2 separate regions of the Homo sapiens genome follow, and region 1 is linked to region 2. A link is an interaction called in ENCODE POLR2A ChIA-PET data of the cell type or tissue named here. Cell type or tissue: MCF 10A. All regions are shown on one strand. Each heading gives the region's core, and the rest is flanking DNA. Links, peaks and the distances in the headings are about the cores only. Region 1 overlaps LOC124906127 (a long non-coding RNA gene). Region 2 overlaps LOC105373954 (a long non-coding RNA gene).

Region 1 (9,229 bases), core at 547-8,546, 150 kb after region 2:
TTAAATTTCTGGCTAGTCTGCCAGTCTTGGTTGCTCCAAGCAGTATCTAAACTTTGAGCTAGCCATGACATTTCCTTTCTTGTTCATTTGCCACTGAGATTTCTACTTATTTTCAGCAACACATCTGAGCATGGGGTCTTTCTGTGCACAGCTTTTAACCAAATAAGCCACCTCTAGCAGGTGAGGTGCTGGTTTTTAAGGTATGCTTTCCCTGGTAGAATTACTGCATTGACTAAGCTGGGGGATGGGAAAATGAAGTAGCCCCAGGCTTAAAAATACCACACACTATTTTTCTTACCTGAGGTTCAGTAGTTTATCTTGAGTAAATGCTTCTCAATTTGTTGTATGGCTTTGGTCAATTTTCAGTCCTGAGATGGTTGTTTTTGATAATTTTGTCCAGTTTTATTATTACTTTTTGGGGAGAGGATTTGACAATCTCCTCATTCTGCCATTCTGGAAATGAAGAAGCTGACAAATCTGAAAATTACTGAGCACACTGGCAAATCTCTTAATTGTAGATTTATTTTAAAACATTTCATATAGATTCAGTTGCATACCCAAGTTGTATAACAATTATTGAAACACCAGGACTTAGAAAAATTGTTATTAATATTAGAAAAACTTCTCTTTACATCCTGGAAAATTTATTAGTTCAATGGCTCTCAATCTCCATTGTTTAATCTCTCTCAGACTTTAATCCCTAACTTTAAAAGTGGGTCTGGGGAAGATGGGAGTGCAGAATACTATTATGGTAAAAATTACATGCAATATTTATGCAAATGTGTTTTGAAAATTGAAATATTCTATACAAGTGTTACTGTCTTAAATGTGTTGGGGGCTATGCTGGGTGCTGAGGAATCAGAGTGGACAATACGGAGGTAGTCTCTGACCTCATGGAGTTGACTGCCTGGTAGGGCAACCGGACAGTAATTATGTATGTTGGAATTTGAATACAACCATAAACAATAACTCGTTCTTCTCCTTTAAAATTTAAGAGATAAGGCACAGGTGTCAGATGGAAATAAAAAAATATGTTTTATTATTGATAAAACTGGAAAGGCTGACTCAATCTGTGCCCACAATAGGGATCCCTAATATGTACTCCTACTATCCCCCTCAAGTGCTCCCATTCAGCCAACTCAGGAAGAGCTGGTGAAGGGTGAGTAGAGGAGGAGAATGTCCATAGGAGGAGATGCCCCAAAGAGAGGAATACTGTTGGGGTCTGAACTGCTTGGATGCATTTTTTTTTTCAATCCATCTCTCCTCAGACTATTGGAAGTGAGAGGAGAAGATTCCGTTAAGAGGGTGCCTGAGAAACTGCAAAGCTTAACGGTTAAGCAGAGGAGGGAGGAGTCTGTCTAAAAGGCAAACCAAGAGTGTTTAGTTCCAGAAGCCTAGATAAGAGATGGTTTCTACACACAAGAGTGTAGTCAGTAGTGGAGACTGCCACAGAGAGACCCAGCATGATGGGAAGGACCACAGGTGTCCACTGGATTGACTGAGGACAACAGTGGGAGCAATTCCAGTGAAGTTATGTAGGCAAATACTAGATTGAAGTGAACTGAGGAAGGAGTGAGATATGAGAACGTGGGGACTGTAAGTGAAGACAATTGTTTAGGGCAAGTTTATCTGTGAAGGGAGCAGGAAGACAGGACAGTACCTGCAGGGAATCAGATGGGAGTGGTGGGGGGTACAGCCTGTGTAGAGGATTATTTGTACTGGTGTTGGTGGTAGTTTTGATTGGTGTTGTTGATGGGGATTTCTTAGGTGCTTTTAAATATGGGAATGGCATGAACTGTTGAAAAGGGGAAAATACAAGCAAAATGTCAAAGACAGACAGCGGTGGGGGTCGACATGTTAGTGGTCCTTGGAATGAAGAAGTGGGATGGGATCCAGAGCAGGCAAAGAGGAGCTAGCTGCAGTCAGAAGAGGGACCACTCTTTCATTGTAATGGGGAAAAGGAAGAGGAGATTTTAAAAAAGACACAAGGGGGAGTGCCGATTTGGTGGTGCAAAGGTGAGAGTGCTCCATGTGACGGTTCCTATTTTCTCTGAGAAGGATGCAAGGTCATACATTGAGAGTAAGGGGTTGAACAGGGTCAGAGGATGGAGTAGACTGGAGACCATAAAGCCAAGTGAGGGAGATTCCCTCCAGACACTCTAAAGTCTGTGCTTCCACCTCTGTTCTTCTTTAAAACCACATATCATGGGTACCTATGACACTGATTTTCACAGCCAGTTTTTTTAAGTGCAAGAATTTTGCAATATGATATAAATTTGATGAATCATTGAATAGTTCTTTGTGTTCTGTTTCTCATGCTCCATCACTAACCCAGCCAAGATTTTCATTAAAAAAAAATTTCCAGACGTTGTTTATCAATCCAGGAGCTTGGCAAGAAAGGTCCACCTCTGTTCACACATGGGACAGACAAGACCAGTTTCTGACTGCCAGTAACTTTTACAAAAGGTGGGTATGAAGCTTCTCTCTCAAATTCTAATAATAAGAAGAACAATAATGTGTCAGATTTTATGTTCCAAGGACACATATTTGTACTCACATGTATTTATCCCATTTCATCCCTCCCAATGGGATGTGGGGTCTAGTTTCCCCCACTCAAATCTGGGCAGGGACTGTGATTGCCTGACCAATGGAGTATGGCAGAAGCTTGATGTTCCTGCTGGTTCTCTCTCTCTCTTTCTCTCTCTGGGTGTCAGGATGCTCACCTTTGGAACCAAGACACTATTATGTGAGGAAGCCCAAGCCACATGGAGAGACCCACACGGAGGAACAAGGCCTTTGCCAACAGGCAGCACCAATTAGCTAACTACACAAATGAGCCACCTTGAAGGTGACTCCTCCAGCCCCACTCTAGCCTTCGATGACTGCAATCCTGGCTGACATTTCACTGAACCTTCCTCAGAAAGCTCAGGCCAGAGCCACCCAGCCAAGGTGCCTGGGATTCCTGATCCACAAGAAACCATTTGTGGTAATAGTTATATTTTGTTGTTCTAAGCCCCTATGTTTTGGGGTAAGTCACTAGGATTTGTTTTGTAGCATCAGATAACTGAAATGAATGATAATAACAAATTTAACAAATACTATTTAAACATCTACCTCTGCCTGGGTTCTCAGTGCCTAGCACTGAATCTAGGGGAACTAGTTTGAAGTAGTAATCCTGAAATCACTAAGCTACGGTGCCTTACACACATCACATGTAATCCTCACAAAAATCTTATGCAGTAGGTGCTGAGATTAGACCTATTTTAACAGATGAGGAAACTGAGGTCCAGAAGTCACACAGCTGGTAAGTGGCTGGCCTGGCACAAGAACGGATGCATTGCTATCTCTGAGTCATATCTAAGATGATCTTCAGGATCTAAAGATATCCTTTCCCATTCCTCAGACTTCTTACCACAATCTGTCCCAGCTCAGGATACATACAGGTGAAGGATGGCATGTCACCAACTAAGGGGGATTATCCTATGAGCTTCTGGATAACTTGCCACCTTTGCCCTTGCCCTGTCAACTAACTGCCCCACTGCCAGTCCACCTCAATGTTGCTGTGCCTTTGAGGGTGTTGTCTGTGTCTGAATTAAGAAGGTAGACTGTGGGAAGAAGAAGACAGATCCTATAGGGAGCATCATGCATTAGGAAACAGAACACAGCTCTCAGGGTCCCCCATTGGTGATTTGTGCTTTAGCTGATGTAAGCTGAGCCACTCAGAGCACCCACGGCTTCCACCCACCCATGTGCTAAACCCCACCACCCTTTCCAAAATTGTTCCACAGCCCCATGCCCTTAGGAGCCTAGCATTCCAAGCTTGAGGCTCTTTGGGGCCTCCACTTTCTTCCCAGGAGGGGTTTTCCAATACATGCCCAATATGCACGAGTTGGTACATCCTTCCTTCCATCCAACCCATCTATGCAGTATGTTGAAGACACTTTCTGAAGCCTGTGGAGATCAACCTTCTCTGTTTCCCAGCACTAATTCACTTTTCAGCACTCTTCCTACATTTGTTCATTTTCCATGGGAATTTTGGAGAGAGAAAGTTTGACTTATGGGCTTGCCATCTTGAACCATGAATTGTAGATTTTTAATGGTAAAAGTATCTCCTCTGATGAGTAAGTTAATTTGGGATGGAGACCAGGGTTTTGGGCAGCCTGGCACAGAGAAGAGAAGCTGGGAGCGGCCCTGCCCAGGGCCTTTCTGACCTCACACCAATTTTCCACTTGGCTGCAAAGTAGCAGCTCTCCCAAGAGAACATGAGGACCTGGGGGCAAAGACTTGGGGTGTGGCCATGGTTGGAAACTCTAGCTCTCTAGATGGTTTTGCCTTTCACTGTGGTTAGAAAGGATACATAAATAAAGAGTACTAAGTATTCTATGTCTTGAAGATGCAATTTTCCCGCCCACAGCTAAGGGCTACTAGCCAACAGCAGTTCCCTGAAACCAAGGAAAAGATGGCCTGTGGGAACATGAGTCAGTGGCCTTGGCCTTGGGGAGGGCTCCAGTTAGGATCACTCAGCCTGTTCTTCCTCCCACCTCAATCTACTGGAACCTGCGTGTCAGGAAACCCACGATGATACAGTATTTATGGAAGAGCACATAGGTCTCTAAGGAACTACAGCGACATTCTGGGAGTCATGGTCTGCTCTGGGAAGTTTCAATGTGAATGAGACCAGTCTCAGGCTCAATCCCTACACCAGCCAGTTCACTCTTCCCTGATCTGTGACCGAAGGCTGTACTGTATCCCCACCCCAACGGCCATGTGCTACTGGCCTAATCATCTGTTGCCTCCCCCAGCCCATGGTCTTCTCAACCATGCAAGGAGACCCCATCACCACTGGGGCCAGCTCAAAGAGGCAGAGTAGGTCTGGCCTCCATAGCCCTCTGGCTTAAAGAGGAGTAGGATCACCGGAGGTCTTGCTAATGACCATTTTGGACAAATGACTTGTTTGTAGGCCTTGAAGCTGAGCCCATACTCTGGCCCTTCTCTCAGAACTAGGAATTCCAGAGCCTGTCCAAGGAGTCCTAGAGGCCTCTACTGGGGACCATCCCCTACAAGTCAGGCTTCTCCCAGGTCCACTTGGATTGGTGGGCTGCACCTGGGACCTGCTCTGGCCTTGCCTGTGGCCCCAACCCAGCCCTGTCCTCTTACACTCAGCTCCCAATCTGAGATGAACTTCTCAACCAGTATCTCCACTGTTGCTCCCTCAGCTAATAGCATCCTTGGCTGTCCACACTCAGCACTAACTTGACATTGTGCAGCTGCCTGACCTTCTGGACTAGACCTTCCCTGGTTTTTATAAATCAAAGAGCATCTTTCGGTAAAGGGATGATGGTGAACATTTATAAATGTCCCACAGACACAGGCCATCAATAGCAATGACGGCAGTGGGAGGGCAGCCCAGCTCCTGCGGGTTTCCACCAAACAGGAAAACAGGCTCAGGATTGTCAGATGCTCACAGTATTTCAAGAGCCATGAGAAATCTGGAATTTTCTGTGAAGTCTCCTGCTTTTTAGTTGTTAATTCATTAATATTTTAAAACATGGTGAGAGGCCCAGGCGTGGTGGCTCACACCTGTAATCCCAACACTTTGGGAGGCCGAGGCCAGTGGATTACCTGAGGCCAGGAGTTCAAGACCAGCCTGACCAACATGATGGAACCCTGTCTCTAGTAAAAATACAAAAAAATTAGCTGAGCATGGTGGTGCACACCTGTAATCCTAGCTACTCAGGAGGCTGAGGCAGGAGAATCACTTGAATCCAGGAGGCCGAGGTTGCAGTGCGCCGAGATCGCACCATTGCACTGCAGCCTGGGCGACAGAGCGAGACTCAAAAAACAAAACAAAACAAAACACGGTGAGAGCCAACCAAAACATATCTGCGAACCTAACCCAGGACCACCATTTGTGACCTCTACTAGGAGTACAGCCATTTGTTTAGTAATAATAATGAAAGGGATGATGTTAATAATAAAAGGTATTGAGTGTTCACCATGGGCCAGACATTATTCTAAGTGTCTTATATGGGTATCTGTTTTCAACCTCACTACAATATTATGAGGTCTATAGAAACTATTATCATCATATTTTGTTCCAAAAAAATAGTGACAAGTAACCTGAAAAAGGCTAAGGAATGTGTCCAAATTCAGACACCTAAAAAATGTCAGGACTGGACCCAGCCCCAGCAGCGCATGGGGCCATGACCAAAGCACCATGCCTCATTCCTCACAAGCACAGGAAGGAATGGGGAGGGGGTTTGTTTTAAGGGCTAGGATATATTTTTTTCAAAAACACTCCTATAAAATACACAAAAATGCAAACTGGTCCCTCTAGACAGGTAGGACTCTAAGTAACTTCTTTCTTTTCTTTTGTTTCCAAATATTCCTTTATATTTTTTAAACAAATGTGGTAGGATTATTAGTAAAGGCCTGCATAAGCCCTGGTCTGTCTCTGTGTCCCCCCACCCTGGGAGGAAGGTCACCCTCTCAGCTGAGTTCCCCAACTCCTTGGTGATACAACCTTGCAGCGAGGAACAAGCACTGTGGGTCTTAGTCCCAGTGACTGAGTGTGTGCACGTGCATGTGCCTTTGTGTGTGTGTGTGCATGTGCGTGTGTGTGCATATGTGAGCATGTGTGTGCATATGCGTGCATGTGTGTGCGTGTGCATGTGCATGCATATGTGCATGTGTGTGCGTATGTGTGCATGTGTGTGGGATCATGTGTGCGTCGGTGCATGTTTGTGTGTGCATACGTGTGTGTGTGCATGTTTGCACGTGTGCATGTGTTCATATATGTGCATGTGTGCATGTGTGCATATGGGTTGCATGTGTGCATAGGTGTACGTGTGTGTGCATGTGTGCATGTGCACGTGCATGTGTGTGTGTGTGCATGTGCACGTGCATGTGTGTGTATGTGCATGTGCACGTGCATGTGTATTGGGTGTGCATGGGGGCTGGATATGCAGATGTGTATTTTGGAAAGGTGTTCCAGATAATTCTGCTAGCCAGATGGCATTTTGGCTGAGAACAATTATTTTAAAAGTAAATATTAAATCTAATCTTTAATACCCCTAAGACATCTATTCTTACAAGAAATGAAAAACCTTATTTTATTCACTCTGTTATCAAAGTAGTTTGGGCTCCTTCAAGAAGATTTACAAGATACAAAATGTAGAAGGAAAAGAAAAATACACAAAACACCATAACATAACTACTATTTATACTTTAGTTCTTTCCCCCTTGGTCTTTTATGTATTCATAAATAACTGTGTGTGTGTGTGTGTGTGTGTGTGTGTGTGTGTTGTCCAAATGTACAACTAACCTAGTATCTTCCTTTTTAAATTTAATATATCATAAGTGCTTTTCCATGTTGCTAATATTATTTATTGGGAAAATTGTTTAATGACTCTATAATATTCTATCAAGTGCATTTGTAATAATTTTTCACCTTTCCTATGATTGACTATTTCAGGGTTTTTCTACTCAAGTTGATTATTATAAAAATGGCAAAATAAATCTTTGCCTATTTTTTCATATTTTTTGTTTAGTTTTCAGAATAGATTCCAAGAGAAGAAATTAATGAGTGAAAGCATATGAACATTTTTAATCTCATAAAACGTGCTGCAAAATGTATTTCCAAAAAAGTTGAAGAGATTTCTTTTCCCTCCAACAATGTATGAAGGTGCCTATTGTATATACCCTCACTAGCTTTGGGCAATCTCACCTAAGCACAGCGGGGAGAAAAGAAAAAACAAGCTGCTATTTTAAAACAATTCCACACAACAAGATGTACGGTGTGATGGTACTATCCATCCACATATTTCAACAGGAAATCTCCTTCCCAAGCCCAAGGTTTATAGTTGTTTAATCAGGTGAACTGAAGCAAATCAAAGAAACAAAAAACCTAAGGTCCACTGATAGTTGAGCCATCCTAAATCCTATGGATTAGGACAGCTTTCCCTCAGCATGACGAATCCTTTCCCTTCCTTAGAGCTGTGTCTGAGGCTGGCACTGAGCCGCAGGCACAGGGGCAGGTGGCCGTCTGCTGGGCTCTCAGGCCACGGCCTGCGGTCGACGGGCAACCCCAGCCTGGGGGCAGCCTGTCACTGGGACCAGGCCCCACTCAGCTCCCATGAGCTGCATGAGATTTGTCAAGTGTACTTTGTACTCTGGACCTAGAGTGGCAGGAACGCAAGAAAGTGGGGAAGAGGGGCAGGAGGGGTGGCACTACTGGACTCTGACTACAGTGGACAGAGGTAAAATGCAGCTTCGGTAAAGGGACTGGAGAGTGTCTCGCCTTTCCCACACAGGCAGAATGTTGAGGGGTCCAAGGCAGAACACACAGTGACAAATGGACCTCAGGGACAAAGGGGAGGGCCGAGTAGCAGTGACGCCCTGGCAGCAGTGAATGCACCTAGTGCCCAGGCCTTGGACTCTAAATAACGATCTCCAGTTAAAGGAACCAGGGCTCCTGGGAGAAATGGCTGACACCAGGGCTGACACTGGGAATGAGCAAGATTAGCCAGGAATATTTTGTGGTGCTAGAGAGTAAGAAAGGGATCCAAAAATGACAGGGCCATGCCAGAACAGGGGCCAACCGGAAGGCTCCCCCAGTGACTGAGCCTGGGATACGCAGAGCAACAAAATGTATAATGATGGCAACACATGACAGTTCCTAGAATCTAGAAAACACCCCTGAGTCCACATGGATACGAAGAATAACTGAATAAATAAACAGGAGGGGAAGTTCAGCTCTAACTTCCAGTAGAATTCCAGTAGAAAGAATGATGGAAATAGAAAAATCATTACTCGGCAAACACCGTAGTACTCATTATTGCAGGCAAAGGTCGTTTGATGGATGCTAAAATTAGTGAGTGAAAGATTGATGAAGAACAGAGTATTTATACAGCCTCTAAGTATCCCCCAACCAGATACTTACTGATTACAAAGGGAAGAACAGAAACTTTACAGTGGAGAAACCTAGCGGACACCACTTGAACCAAATCGAGTTACCATTACTGGTAATAAGACATATTGACCTCACGTACCCACCAAGCACAATGCACTGAGAAGGGCACAGCGTTGCTCCTGGGGTACCCTTGGCAAAAATGCATAATTTCAGCGTCACAAAGAAAATATCCGCAAAATAACAGATGGGCTTTCATCATTGGTGTGAAGATTATAAAAGGCAAAGACTGAGAACTGTCCCAGATTAGAGGACCAGGGA
Region 2 (9,229 bases), core at 770-8,769:
GGCTCAGAGAGAAGCAAACCCAGAGAGAGGCTCTGTTGCTGGCTCTGAAGGTGGAGGAAGGGGCAGTGAGGGAAGGAATGTGTCAGCCTCTAGAAGGAAAAGACACGGAGGAAACTCTCTCCTAGAGCTTCCAGGAAGAAGAGCAGTCCTGCTCCACCCTGATCCCCACTCATTGAGGCCATTCCAGACTTCTGACTTCCAAAACTGTAAAGTAGTAAATCTGTGCTATTTTAAGCACTAAGTTTGTGAAATTTGTTAACCGTCAAGAAAAAAAAAAAAAACTAATGCATTTGGGTTAGTTTGACCTTTGTGAGTCAGTTTTTACATGTGTAAAGTAGAGATAGAAATAATATCTACTTCCCAGGATTCTTGCAAGTAAAGTAACTAATACCCTATTTGACATATTATATATATTCAGTAAAAAGATAGTCATCATTATTTCTATCAAGACAGTTTTATTTGTGAGGTTCCCCTCAGCATCATTTAGCTGCCATAAAAAAACTGCAACAGCAATTAACATATTCCTCCCCCACCTTGTGGGACCTCCTAATACTTTGCTTTCTTTCCTTGAATAAGGAAACGTCACCACTAGGATAGAGATCCACAGCTACCTGACTCCTTCATTCCAATTTCTGGGGAAACACTGACTGGCCCAGCTGCCCAGTGTGGGTCAAATCCCAACTCACCCTAACCAGATTACTGCATGGATAACAGGAAAGGACAATCCTAGAGAAGTGATGCTGGTCAAGCTGTCTGGTCTAGTCTAGAGTCCACTGCTGGGCTGCCTAGTACACACATAGGTGTACACACTCACACACACACACACTCATGCACATATAGACAGACACACACACACACACACCAGTCATTGCATCTGGAGGTAATATCACGGAAACACACACACACACCAATCATTGCATCTGGAGGTAATATCACGGAGCGGCTGCAGCTGTCTACGTACAGGATGGTATATAGTACCAAAATGTAAAAACCAAAATGGTAAAAACCATTTCTCCCCAGACACAGTCTTGATACAGTCCAGATGTAGCTCCTTACAGCCTGCAACCTGGGCATAACTGTCCATCACATCTGGTGTGAACTGGTAGAGAAAAGCAAGGTGGAAATGTTACCCGCACTGTACATCGGTCGAAGGTCCCGAGCACAGGCTGTTTTCTTCTGGACAGAAAAAGTGACACACGCGTCCTTGTTGACATGTTGCCCTGGATGTGAACTGAACTCCTTAATAAGTCTGTCTGGTGGGCACAGCTTCTGCCTGATTGAATGACTTCTGTGTTCCAGTGTGCTTCTGGGCCAGGCTTAAGAGAGAAAAAGAAGTGTTTTCATGTGATGTGTATGTATTTGTGCGCTACTCATCTTGGAGAGTGATGGAAAAATCTCAAGACCCTCTTAGCTAAGCTTGGGAGTTTTCTGGTGACATAACTACCTTTAATATTACTAAAATTCCTTTCTCTTCTATGTGTGAAGAATACGTTTATAAGTTTTCAATGCCAGAATTGTTGGATAAGTATGATTTTTATTCACCATGACCCACTAAAGTAAACTGTCCAGAGCTTTGGGGCATTTTAATTTCTTTAGTTCTAAATTTAATAATCTGCAGGAGGTTTGTGTGGTGAAAAATAAACAGAAGTGAGAGTATAGTTGAATCTGTCCCTAACGTGCCCTGGACTGTAGTCCCAGCCTTCTCAGGCTACATTCAAATCAAATTTTCTTATGTCCATTTTTTCAACTTCATTTAACATGAACTTATTGAATGTCTACTACGTTTCAGGCATTGCTGTAGGCATTGTAAATATAACAAAACAGACAAGTTTCTGCTTTCAAGTAGCTTACCTTTTAGTGGAAGGACACTGAATAGAAAGGGCAAGCTGTTCAGCAAAATCCAGTCTCCTCTACTTTGGACACACACCAAAACTCTATTTCCCAATATTTCTTAAAGTTATGTATGATCAAATTACCAAGCCCTTTCCAACCCAACGAGCAAAAGTGATGTGTTCCGGACCTGGACAATGAACACCTCCATGTATATCCCTTCATGACTATTAGCTTCTGCTTACTGGATTCAGAAATGATGGAGCCACAGAATGGAAGGAGTGTGGATCCCTGAATGACTGCATGGAGGAGAACCAACCTGCCAACTTCAGTATCTACCTAGGACTACTAGGTGAGCAGGAAACAAAGCTTACTGTATTGAGACATTACATGCTTGAATCTATTTGGTATAACATCAGTTTAACCTACTCTGAATAATATACAGAGATGGGCAAAGAAATATATTCTGTGTTGAGTGGTGATAAGTCTAGGCATAAAAATATAGCAGAGCAGGAGAAGTGAGAGTAATGTGCATGTTCATGTGTGTTTGTGTTTTATAAATGGTGCTGAGGAAGACCTTCCTGGAAATAAATCATTTGAACAGACAATTGAAGGAAGCGAAGATATGAGTCAGCCCTGAAAATCTTAGGCAGAGGAGAGAGGTGCTGAAGATGAAGGAAGAACCCAGGTAGGAGCCCCACAAACACTAAGGCTCTGAGATGGCTGTGTTTGATTGGGGCCCAGTGGAGCTATTAATAGCATCCTGAATTCCTCTGACTCTTCCTAGAGAGCCTTATTCTAATGACAAGGATCTCTTATTTTACTTGTTGGTACTTCAACTTTAGCTTTAGAAATGGTTAAGTTTTGCAAATGGCCTATTTATCTGAAACTTAGCAGTATTATATTGCTGGAAATCAGGAGAAAGGACTTCCCTTAATAAATAATATACTTGCCCTGCTGTTATTTCTCTCCCCCTCTCTCTTTTTCTTTCATTTTTGCTTCCAGGCAGTAACCTTGGATCAAAGCTCGTATTCTCATTTAGATTCTTACTAAAGGCAGTAAGAGGCAGTCAACACATCTTGATTCTATGACATTTGCCAAAAAATATTCTAAAGCATTGGCCTCAGTAGGCTGTTGGTTTAACAGGAATTACCAGCTTTCTTCCCAGGATGGAGGAATCTTGAGAACTATCATCACCCTCCTCCCTGCAAATTCAGCCAATTCCATATGTTTGGGTCAGCTACTTGCAATTAATTTCTGATTTTTCTTAGTTATAAATATTTTGCCTACAAGTAATAGAAACCACTAAGCAATAGGGGAATGTTTTTGACAATTACTCAGTTAGCTTATGAATTTAAACATGAGATGCATAGACTAAACACCATCTGGGGCTGTTTTCCTGTATAAATAGATAAATAGGTAAGTTTCTGTTTATTCTTCATGCACTTGCTTCACCGTGATATATGCATCCAACTGGGACACAGTAAATGTGGCATAAATTATATTAAGGAAATCAAATCAATGAAAAGGATATTTGCAAACTAAGAGAAAGACTGAGGAAAGGAAGAGCAGGGTAGCAAGAACAACCAAGTTTTGAGACATGCGCTGGAGATAAGGAGGGGGTAACATTGATGTCAATGATATATAAAAAACGCACAAAACCTTTTGCATCACTGTTTTCACACTGCATGGGATAATTGTTGAGAATATTGCATACAAGTTAATGCCACTGGCTTTGGGGTCCAATTGGCTAGTGTTCTAGTGCCAGATTTGCCACTTACGGGCTGTGCATCACTGAGCAAATCACTTCACTTCATAGGGTTGTTGTAAGGATTCAAAATGCTTTAAAAATACATGCCAAGGACTAGAATTTAGTAAGCTTCTGATAAGCAATATATTTTAATTACAATATAGTTCAGAATCAATATCTCTATCCAATTATCCCTCATTGAATATCTGTCTTTTAACTGTCACTGTTCCTAAAGGCTTTGTATTCTCTTACTTCAACTCTAGGGAGTGGAGAGTTGATGAGGCTAGGAAGTAAGCTTGATATTTCCCTTTTTCTGAGCCTTAGTTTCATTTCTGTGAACCCACAGTGGGATTCACCAGCTCCCACGAATATTCCATTCATATTGCAGGTAGTGGGTCTGGACAATGAATTCTGGCCAAGGACAAAAGATGAGTGTTCTTTCTTGTTGAGTTCATAAAAAGCCATGCTATTTTCTTCAGTCTCTCTATGCAGGCCCCATGTTTTTGATGGTTTAGGTACAAAACTGTAGAGGCATAATCACCTTGATCCTTGAGTGACTGTGTGGAGTAGAGGCCTCTGCTGTCCTATATAGGACTGGTAATGTGAGTGAAAAAATAAATTTGGCTGGATTAACCTACTGAGATTTTGGAGTTGTTGGTTACTGCAGCACAACCTAGCCCCCTTTCCCAACCCACCCCAATAACATACCAGTTGGAAAATGATGGTGACAGATCAGCTGATCCTTCACATTCAAAGAAACTGCATTTCTACAAAATGCTGTAATTGACAAGAATGTCATTCCAACCCTTATGTACTACCACTGCAGTGTCACTCTTTGCAGGAAGATAAATTACTTAATGTGTCTCTTTTCTCCCAGCAGCTGGCATGGTGTTTATCACTGAATAAACATGGAAAATGGTCACTGAGTATTCTTTATATTAATTATTTCCCAAAAATATGACTCAGAAATTAGAACAGCACTCAGTGCCCTTTATCTTATTTTATGTTTCCATTTTCATCGTTAAATTCCTCTGAAGTCATTGGCATTATGACCATAGGAAAAATATCTGATTTACTCCGTTCTTAGGTAAAAACATTTTGACATTCATTTTATTTCTCTTATAAATCATTTAAGAGAAATCTATGCAAGTCACATGCTTCTGTGAAAAATGGAAAAATTAAAGTAGTTTTTGGAAACCTTAATGACACATAGAGGAATTTTTAAACTTCTTGGGAGTTTACTGTAAACACACGCAGTACAGCACTAAAACACATTGGAAGTACTAAGGAAAGAGACAGTTTGGAAATATTTGAAAATAGCTGTTACAGCTTCATTTGCTTAACTTTTGGAGCCTCAGTTTCCCCATCTGTGAAATGGAAATGATTTTACAGTTGAAGAAACGAAGAAGCAGTTGAATCAGCTGCTTGAGAGAGCAGAAGCTCTGGTGCCAGACTGGGTCCTTGTCAGAGGATCGTCATTTACTAGCAGATGGGCACGTTATTAGTAGTTATGTTTTCTGTGCCTCAGTTTCCTCATCTGTAAAATAAGGTTAATAGCACCTATAGTGTAGAGTTGCCGTGAGCATTCAGTTAACATTTCAAGTGTTACCTGGCACATAGCTATGATTATGTGTTAACTCCCTCTACTTCTGCAAAGTTTACTTAAAATATCAAATATCATATGTTCTTACCACAATATGTATGTACTTCCGAATTTCTCGCCACTTTTATTAGAATAAACTCTTATGTTTGACCCAGCTGTACGTTTGATACAGCTCATTTAAATGCCTTATCACAGTGAATTCCTCTCTTGTCTGCTTTTCAAAGATAAAAATGGGGAAAATGATCAACGTAGAAGATGGCAGCCAGACTTGAAACGACACAGAAGGGAAGCAGTTCTTCTGAAAAAGGAGACGTGCTGAGTAAACAGTCCCTGAAGTGCTCCTGGCTGGGCTCCAGATGAGTAATGATTTATGAACGGGAAATCTGGGTCGGCCGGGCTTCAGTCCCGCGGCGCAGGGAGATGGAAACCAGATGCGGAGGCTTCATCCAGAGGCCCAGGAGCGGCAGCAAGGAGGGGGTGAGGGTGCAGAGAGGGACACAGAACCACGAAGGGCACATGTGGCGCGGGGAACACACAGAGAGGGGAGGAGGAGAAGACAGAAAAGAGGAGGGAGAGGAGAGAATCAACCAAGCCGTCACTCTTGGAAATAAAACACCCTTCAGAGTTAACTCAGAAAACGTTTCCTCAGCCAGAAAACCTGGTGCTTCCTCAGAATATACGTTTTGTTTTCATCTACGTTCCCATGGAAACCAGCTAAAAAAGTTCAGACACATTTGTTGACTTCAACTACTTGGAGTACAGAGACCGTGTCTGTGTGTGTGTCTCAATATACACAACGTGTTTCCAAATATGTTTCAATGAAATGCTGGTTCTCTTCCAATTAAATCTCTGCGAGAGTTCAGTTTCCTAAAAGCTAAAAAGAATTGATTTTTAATGCAATTCTGCCAAAGAGAAGAAAATTTAAGTGTGTATTCTTCCTATTGCCAAACTGTCCAATACAAAGCAAATCAGACATCTAGAACAGGGATCAGCAAACTATGGCCAGTGGGCAAATTTTGGCCCACAAACTCTTTCTGTATAGTCCACAGGTTAAGAGTGGGTTATTTATTTATTTATTTTTGGTTGTTGTTGCTTTGCATTTTTTAAAAGTTGTAACAAAAAACGAGAAGATTATAAAACAGGATTGTGTGTGGCCCACAAAGCTGAAAATATTCACTCTCTGGTCCTTTACAGAAAAGTTTGCTAAGCCCCGATCTAGAATATGATGCTTTTGCCAGTGAAGCTGTTGTACATGATAACAGGTCAGCTGGGTAATAATTTCTATAAATGAAACGATTCTTAGAAATATTGATATAGACCCATAGAGTGCTTTGGTGTAAACACTCATTTGATCACTTCACGCTAAGCCACTGAGCTCCGCCCTCGAAGTGGGGAAAGCTGGCGAGTAGCACGCGGGGGTAGACGAGCTCTCCCTGGCCACGCCGAGGGGAAAGCACATGACGTTCTGGGTCTGTGCAGAGCTGCAGCGGCTCCCAAATACAGTGCTGGCACTCATCTCTCAAACCTCGTAAAGGAGCATGAGCAATGGACAGTGAAAAGTCACAGAAGAATGTATCCTGGGCTTTGGAGAGACCCAAAGAATAAGGCACTCATGGAGAAGCAACAGATTGTACCCTGGCTTTGATCAAAGTGACCCTGACCAAATAATGATGAGAATAATAAACAAAAACAATAGCTAATGGTGACTAAAATTTATTGGGTGTTTATGGTGTGCCAGGCATCATGCTGAGCACTTTCCTTGATTTACCTTATTTAATCCCCATAATGACCTTCTGAAAGCGGAGGAACAGACTCAGAGGTAAAACAACTCTTTCAGAGTGAAATAGCTGTTAAGAGGCAGAGCCATGGTCTGAGAACAGATTCTTTTTTTAAATTTTTTTAGAAAAATCTTTTATTAAACTCCCGTAATCTAGAAAAATAGACTTCTTTTTTTAATAATTAATAGACTTTATTCAGAATTCAGCATGTCCTTTTCCCATCTTATCATCAAATGCAGTGTACTACAATATATTTAATCTTTGTCTCTTTATTTAATTCCTATGGCAATTCCCCCCCACACTGTTTTATTTATTTATTTATTGTTTTATTATTATACTTCTTAAGCACTGCCTTGATGGCTTCTTGTTTAGAAAGACTCATGGGGAAGTGTTATCAATATAAATATGCAGGGTACAAATGGAATTGAAAAACAGGTCTTTATGACCCATATTTATCTCCCCTTTACTTTCAAACCCCACAATAATAAAAGTCCATGCACCGAGGTATCACAACATTTCATTCTCGATGTTATTTTCCATAGAGTCTGAACTGTGCGATATGAGGCCGACCTCGGCATTTGGAGCTCTTTGGAGGCCTCGTCTTCCTGGGTACTCTGATTTTGATATTTTCTGGCTTGTTCCTTGGTCCCTAGGTCAGCTGACTCTATAATATATCTTCACTTGATTCAGCTTGGAAATCAAATTGATGTATCAATATGTGCATTTTTCTTCTGAAACGGCTTCAGCATGATCAATGGTTCCTTATCAAATAAGGGTAACAAAGTCCAAACGTGCAGAGGCACCGCAGGGGAGAGTCACACTGTGCTTGAGTTGGGGCAGGTGTGGTCCCTTGGCCACAGCCATGAGACAGCTTGACACGCCAAGCTTTGCTCAAACAAGGAGGACGGGAGTCAGCTGGGGCAGTCAGGAGTCACGCTCTCTCTCTCTCTGAAATTTAGTTTACATGGTTTTTCATAAGGAGTCTCCTATAAATTCTTACCGTTGTGCTTATGTTGGTAATGTGTTGGAGTACTTTCAAGATCTTTGTCTTTGTTTTTAAGAAGTTCATGCATAACGTATTGAGGGGTGTTTTTCTGCCCCTCAGTGTTCATCTGTCTCGTTTCTGGTTCCGCAAGTTTCACAGATCTGTGATCTAACATCTTTCACTGTTTTGATAAATTCTTGTCCACTATCTCTTCAAATATTTCTGTTTCTTCTCTCTCTCTCTTTCCTTTCAGGAATCTCGATTACACTTATGTTTGACTTTTTGCTAATGTCCCATGGCTTTTCATTTCCTGCTCTATTTTTCCCTCTCTTTTATTCTCTTTGTGTTTTATTTTGGTGATTTCCATTGAGTCACCTGTAAGTTCAATGATTCATTGCCTGTGTTGAGTCTAGTGATAAGCCTGATAAAGGCTTTCTAATTTTTAATTTAAATTTTATTTATTTACAATAAATAAATAAATATTTGGGGGTACAAGTGGTTTTTGGTTACATGGATGAATTGCATAGTGGTGAAGTCTGAGCTTTTAACATACCCATCACCCAAATAGTGTACATTGTACCCAACAGGTGACTTTTCATCCCTTGCCTCACTCCCATCCTTTCCCTTCTGAGTCTTCAATGTCCATTTCACCACTCTGCTTGCCTTTGTGTGCCCATAGCTTAGCCCTGCCTTATGAATGAAAGCATGCAGTATTTGGTTTTCTGTTCCTGAGTTAGTTAAGATAATGGCCTCCAGTTGTATTCAAGTTGATGCAAAAGACATTCTTTCATTCTTTTTTATGGTTAAGTAGTATTCCATGGTGCATATATATACCACATTTGTTTTCTTCATAACTATTTTATTTCCAGCATTTCCATTGGATGCTTTTTTATAGTTTCCCTCTCTCTGCTGAAAGTTGTCATCTGCTCATGCATGTTGTCCACCTTTTCCACTAGTCTTTAATATATTAATCACTATTATTTTTAATTTTTTGTCTGATAGTATGGACGTCTGGCTATCTGTGAGTCTGGTTCTATTTCTGCCTCTTGGCAGTGGGTTATTTTTGTCTTGTTTTTTTTTTCTGTCTCATAATTTTTGATCTAATGCCAGACATCATGTATAGAACAGAAAAGTCTGAGGTCAATAGAATTTATTCCTTGAGATGAAAATACTTTTTCTTTTGATAAGCTGTTAGTGTGAAGTTTGAGTCAGTCTTGTCAGGAGTTAACCTACAAACTGATGTTGCTGTTGCTAGGGTTATCACCACCAGCTGTGCACCACCA

The links. ChIA-PET counts read pairs that join two places held together with the same protein. Peaks named below come from ENCODE experiments on the same cell type or tissue, not always from the same donor. Only the 100,000 strongest peaks of a DNase experiment are listed, where the experiment ranks them.
Region 1: POLR2A ChIA-PET joins it to region 2 with 7 read pairs; 3 of 35 experiments call an interaction of 5 or more read pairs at or near these places.

What each region holds. Positions count from the first base shown.
Region 1 is chr2:237,136,957-237,146,185 of GRCh38, reverse strand. LOC124906127 (a long non-coding RNA gene) reads left to right here. Exons shown (of 2, transcript XR_007088143.1): 1 at 1-2,466; 2 at 2,715-9,229. Among named protein-coding and RNA genes, the nearest start is that of COPS8, 56 kb to the right of the region's middle. RefSeq lists enhancers at 7,564-8,066, 8,067-8,570. In MCF 10A, for the core only: no CTCF peak of the experiment used is centred there; DNase peaks (open chromatin) are centred at 2,315 and 4,375.
Region 2 is chr2:237,287,925-237,297,153 of GRCh38, reverse strand. LOC105373954 (a long non-coding RNA gene) reads left to right here. Exons shown (of 4, transcript XR_924039.3): 2 at 2,065-2,182; 3 at 2,406-2,518; 4 at 5,408-7,052. Among named protein-coding and RNA genes, the nearest start is that of COL6A3, 120 kb to the left of the region's middle. In MCF 10A, for the core only: no CTCF peak of the experiment used is centred there; DNase peaks (open chromatin) are centred at 5,533 and 5,893.